Regions from separate parts of the Homo sapiens genome. Here region 2 is linked to region 1. The links are chromatin loops, found by intact Hi-C in ENCODE. Cell type or tissue: K562. All regions are shown on one strand. Each heading gives the region's core, and the rest is flanking DNA. Links, peaks and the distances in the headings are about the cores only. Region 1 holds the start of LOC124903735 (a long non-coding RNA gene). Region 2 has its middle 41 kb from the start of ZDHHC7.

Region 1 (2,878 bases), core at 379-2,878:
GCCAGGTGCAGTGGCTCATGCCTGTAATACCAGCACTTTGGGAAGCTGAGGTGGGCAGATCACGTGAGGTCAGGAGTTCGAGACTAGCCTGGGCAACATGATGAAACCCTGTCTGTACAAAAAATATAAAAATTAGCCAGGTATGGTGGCACATGCCTGTAATCCCAGATTCTTGGGAGGCTGAGGTGGGAGAATCGCTTCAGCCCAGGAGGCAGAGGTTGCACTGAGCCAAGATCGCGCCACTGCACTCCAGCCGGGGTGTCAAATAAATAAATTGGGCCAGGTGTGGTGGCTCACACCTGTAAACCCAGGACTTTGGGAGGCTGAGGCGGGCTGATCACGAGGTCAGGAGTTTGAGACCAGCCTGGCCAACATTGTGAAACCCCGTCTCTACCACAAATACAAAAATTAGCTGGGTGTGGTGGCGCATGCCTATAATCCCAGCTACTCAGGAGTTTGAGGTGGGAGAATTGCTTGAACCTGGGAGGCGGAGGTTGCAGTGAGCCGAGAGCACGCCATTGTACTCCAGCCTGGATGACAGTGAGACTCTGTCTCAAAAAAGAAAAAAATTAATTAATTTCCCATGCCAGCTGGGCCCTGAACCTTGAACACTGGAACCACAGGTAACTTTGTTTCCTTAACCTTATGGTCCATCTTAGCTGATACAGGGGCATCTATTTTGGCCTCTCAGATCACATTTCCTATCACCTCTGAAAGGATCCTGACTTAAGTTTTACCTGGGTAATTCAGAGGTGGGAAGAGGCAAGAACCCTAAGTTACTATTGGGTGCCCTAACTTTGAAAACCGCTGGGCCCTTCCCCCTGGTTGTAAGTTTCCACTTTGTTCTCACACCATGTGACCAGCACCCTGTCCCCCAATTCTCACCCCTACCTCCACTGTCCTAACCGAACTCAGTGCTCCAATGGCCAAGCGTTCAGGAAATGGTTTCCAAAAGCCAAAAAATGATCCAAGAGTACAGAATAGAAGGGGAGTGGAAGGGCAGCCTCATAGCAGGAGAGGCGGACAGGTGCCACCTCAGCCAGGTACTCAAGGGCGACATCGACGGCCGTGAGCCACACTGATAGTTCTGGCCCTTGAAACGATGTGACGAGAAGGGCCACTTCACCTCTGGGGTCTGTCTCCCAGACCCATACCCCCGTCCAATCACGAGGAGACCATCAGCTAAATCACAATAGTGGGGGACACTTGACTGAATCCCTGACCAGGACTCCTCAAATTGTCAAGAGCATCAGAAACAAAGAGTCTGAGCAACCGCGAGAGCCAGGAGCAGCCTGGGGACACCTGATGGCTAAATGTCTCGTGGGACCTGGGGTAGAAAAGGACATTAGGCAAACACGAAGGAAGAGTGAATAAAATGCAGGTGACTTACTCATATATGAATTGGCTCCTTCATGGTGACAGATGGACCAGAGTCATGTCAGATGTTAAGGCGCAGTGGAACAGGGTGCGGGTCGCACACGAACTCTCTATCATATTCTCAACAGTCCTTTATGTCTAAAACCATTGTAAGATTTCTTATTTAAAAACCATCACGGTAGCCATGTGTTTTGCGGTGATCGCGAGCGCCACCTGGTGGACACAGGACAGCATTGGCCGTGACCAACCTCCCTGGAAAGGAAGGAACCATTGCAGAGGATGCATGATGCGATGAGCCGCTGTGATTGATTCCGGTCTTGGGAAATGGAAAAGGCAGCTTCCTGCCCCGCAGTGGCTCCCAGTCCGGTGGAGGGAAATGGTGCAAGGCAAATTCAGGACTCCTGGTCACAGCCAGCATCTGTTCCATCTTTACCTGGGGTTAGGGACCAAGCTGACGGATCCCATCTTAACTCGTCCAAGGCAGCCTGGAGGGGTGCCACAATGCAGTCAGCCTTGTTTCCTGCTGCCCCTCAAACCTGCTCAGTGGGAACGCGGGAAGAGGGCTGCCCTCTTGTCCCTTCTTTCTACGCTATGAAAAGCCCAGACCTTTCCCGTGATTTTTTTTTTTTTTTTTTGACTATTCCTAGGGAATTAGTTCCTGGTACCACTTTAGATCAAAAGCAGTCTCTATTCATGAATTTAAAATGTTCGGTCCCAGGTAGTAAAATGTGGATGCTGACTTACCATTAGCTTTCCCCCATGCCCCCAAGAGCCTACTGGGGCAGCAGGGACTGTGGTTTTTCTCTTCCCTGCTACCCTCCTTCCATGTAGCTGCTGTTTTTGATGAGGATTGCCAGATAACAGGATGCCAAGCTAAGTTTGCATTTCAGATAAAGAGTGAACACTTTTTTAGTATAATTACATCTCATGCAATATTGGGGTCTTTTTCTACTAAAAAAAAAGTATTTGAAACTCAAACTTAGCTGGGCTTTTTTTTTTTTTTTTTTGACAGGATCTCACTCTGTTGCCGAGGCTGGAGTACAGTGGTACGATCATAGCTCACTGCAGCCTTGACCTCGTAGGCTCAAGTGATCCTCCTATCTTAGCCTCCCAAGTAGCTGGGGCCACAGGCTATTCATGAATTTAAAATTCATGCACCACCATGCCAGGCTAATTTTTGTCTAAGATACAAGGTCTCAATATGTTCTCCAGACTGGTCTTGAACTTCTGGACTAAAGCAATCCTCCTGCCTTGGTCTCCCAAAGCATTGGGAGCCACTGCACCTGGCCACTATCCTCTATTTTTTTTTTTTTTTTTTTTGAGTTGGAGTCTGGCTCTGTCACTCAGGCTGGAGTGCAGTGGCGTGATTTTGGCCCACTGCAAACTCTGCCTCCCGGGTTCAAGCAATTCTCCTTTTTCAGCCTCCTGAGTAGCTGGGATTACAGGAGTGCATCACCGCCCCTGGCTAATTTTTGTTTTTTAGTAGAGACAGGGTTTCACC
Region 2 (2,859 bases), core at 1-2,500, 460 kb before region 1:
GAGTGCAGTGGCACGATCTCCGCTCACTGCAACCTCTGGCCTTGCAGGTTCAAGTGATTCTCCTGCCTCAGCCTCCTGAGTAGCTGGGATTACAGGCGTGTGCCACCACGCCGAGCTAATTTTTGTATTTTTAGTAGAGACGGGGTTTCACCATGTTGGCCAGGCTGGTCTTGAAGTCCTGACCTCAAGTGATCCGCCCACCTCGGCTTCCCAGAGTGGTGGGATGACAGGTGTGAGCCACCACGCCACGCTTTGTCTTCTAGCTCTTCTGGATGTTTTTTAAAATTCAGGCTATGGTAGATTTAATTTCCAGAAGCTTTTTATTTTCCTTTGTGTTTTTGAGGAAACATCAGCCAGAGTGTCTTCTGCGGATGCCCTGCTGTTCCCTGTCTCTAAGGATACTGGGGTTTCGTTCTGCATTTCCCCTGGCTTCCTGGGTGGTGTACTCCCAGGCTCCCCACTCCGCATTCTCTCCTCTGCGTGCTCTCTGGCTTTCCTATTAGAAGCCCTCCTCCATGTTCTGCGTGAGACACCAGCCCACTGCCTGGCAGGGCTGTGTAGGGAGCCAGCTTTTCCATGAGGCGGCCCCCATCTCCTGACTGGAAGACTGGCTGCTGGGACTCGGTAGAGAAGGGCCCAGAAGCTTCGCTGGGCAGTAAATAGACCAGCTCCTCTCTCCTTTTCTGCCCCGAGTAGTGCCTGCTGTCCTTGACCCCGTGATCTTCCAGGAATAGCTGCCCCTCTCCTTTGGGGTCTGGGGGGTGGTACCTAGGAGTCTGACCTCCTCCTACAGAAAATTCTTTCCCCATCCTTCGTATCTGGGAACCAGCTGTCAAGCTCTGGTGTTCCTTGGTGCTCCCCCCACATCCCTGGGAGGCAGTGTGGCCAAGGTGGTCATTTCACAGGTGGGGAAATGGAGGCCAAGAAGCTTTCTGACATGCCCAGCTGGGTGAGTAACAGGGCTGACCTCTCACGGTGTCATCAGCCCATGCTCAGGAGAAAATTTCCCCCAAATACGACAGCGCTTCTTTATGGAAAACCTGCCTGTCCTGTGCTGATTTAACACGCACCGTTTCCCTTAACTCTTGCAATCATCACCATCTCATAGATGGGGAAAAACTGAGGCTGAGAGAGGTTGCTCGGGGCCCATAGGCAGCAAACAAGGATCGTATTATGTTTAACATGATCAGCACTAGCTCTTTAATCATGGTGCCATTACTAATGATGTGAGAAACTCTAACAGGGACTTTCCTCCAACTCACCTGATCATCCAGAAGCACAGAACTCCATGGGGGCCAAAAGCTGCCACTTTGTGGATCTGCCCACGTCACCGATGGTGGCCACATGGGAAGTGGGTGCCAGGTGAGGGACTTATCCTGCAGGGAGAAAACGGGTTGGCCCCTCAGCGTGTGCTGCATGACGGCCACCAGGGGGCGCCACGAGACAGCAAATACCCACACACTGCTCAGGCCGCGGGAAGTTCACCCATCGCTGGCCCATCTGCTCAGTAGGTCCACAGATATTTACAGAGCACCTACCGTGTGCCAGCAAGGCGTCTGCCCTCAGTAGACTCTAATTAGCTGGGTGCAGTGGCTCACACCTGTGCTCCCAGCACTTTGGGAATCCAAGGCAGGTGGATTACTTGAGGTCAGGAGTTTGAGACCAGCCTGGCCAACATGGCAAAACCCCGTCTCTACTAAAAACAAAAAAATGAGAGGGACATGGTGACTCACGTTTTTAATTCCAGATACTCGGGAGGCTGAGGCAGGGGAATCACTTGAACCCGGGAGGCGGAGGTTGCAGTGAGACAAGATCGTGCCACCGCTCTCCAGCCTGGGTGAACAGAGTGAGACTCAAGAAAAAAAGACACTAATACAAGAAATTAAATATGCAATTTGTAGACTGTGATTTCTGCTATCAGCATTGAGAAAAGGAGATATCCCCTATCAGGGTGGATATTGTGGAGGATGAGTTGTCAGGAAAGGGCCCTGGAGGGAGGTGAGGGGTTGCAGCTGCGGTTACCAGATGTGCAAAGGCCCTGGGGCAGGAAAGGGCTGGGTTTTTTGCAGTTTCCCTCCCTCAACATGTCCCTTCTGCACAGTGGCTCATGCCTGTAATCCCAGCACTTTGGGAGGCTGAGGCGGACGGATCACCTGAGGTAAGGAGTTCGAGACTAGCCTGACCAACATGGGGAAACCCCGTTCCTACTAAAAATGCAAAAATGAGGCAGGCATGGTAGTGCACGCCTGTAATCCCAGCTACTCTGGAGGCTGAGGCAGGAGAATTGCTTGAACCCAGGACGCAAAGGTTGCAGTGAGCTATCACCCCACTGCACTCCAGCCTGGGCGACAGAGTGAGACTCTGTCTCAAAACAAAACAAAACATGTCCCTTCCTTTCCCACCCTCAGCCTGTAACTTCCCCACTACAGCATCACATCTAACTGGGGGAAGGCTCATACTGAAGCTGTTCTCAGTCCCCCAAACCTTAATATGAATGAACTTGTTTTATTTAGGACAGTGGTTTTCAAAGTGCATTCCCCTCCCCGGACCGGGAACACCGGCATCACTAGGAACTTGTTAGAAATGGAAATTCTCAGCCCCACCCCAGACCTCCCCAGTCAGAAACTCTGATGTCCACCCAGTGATCTGTATTTTAGCAACATGCTCCAAGTTGAAAATCACAGCTTTCGCACCCAGCATTGGAAAGAGTAGGGGATTCCCTGGGTGGAGGGGAACAGGCTTTTCAAGCTCAATGCAACCAGAAACCACCAAATCTGGTCATCTGCCGGCTATTCAGGATCCCAGCACCAGCCTCGTCAGCTGCGAGGCCCGGAGTGGGTCACCTCCTGCCTCTGCATC

What was found. Hi-C counts contacts between places; a loop is a spot of excess contacts. Peaks named below come from ENCODE experiments on the same cell type or tissue, not always from the same donor. Only the 100,000 strongest peaks of a DNase experiment are listed, where the experiment ranks them.
Region 2: it touches region 1 in a loop (9-fold over the local background); 22 of 110 quality-filtered maps call a loop at or near these places.

The regions. Positions count from the first base shown.
Region 1 is chr16:84,510,235-84,513,112 of GRCh38, reverse strand. LOC124903735 (a long non-coding RNA gene) reads right to left here and starts at 2,370. Exons shown (of 2, transcript XR_007065148.1): 1 at 1,391-2,370. RefSeq lists enhancers at 1,258-1,387, 1,668-1,727, 1,818-1,867, 2,816-2,878. In K562, for the core only: a CTCF peak has its summit at 1,594 (motif pointing left); DNase peaks (open chromatin) are centred at 1,394 and 1,612.
Region 2 is chr16:84,969,290-84,972,148 of GRCh38, reverse strand. No RefSeq gene overlaps it. Among named protein-coding and RNA genes, the nearest start is that of ZDHHC7, 41 kb to the left of the region's middle. In K562, for the core only: a CTCF peak has its summit at 1,431 (motif pointing right); a DNase peak (open chromatin) is centred at 1,428; H3K27me3 peaks cover 513 bases.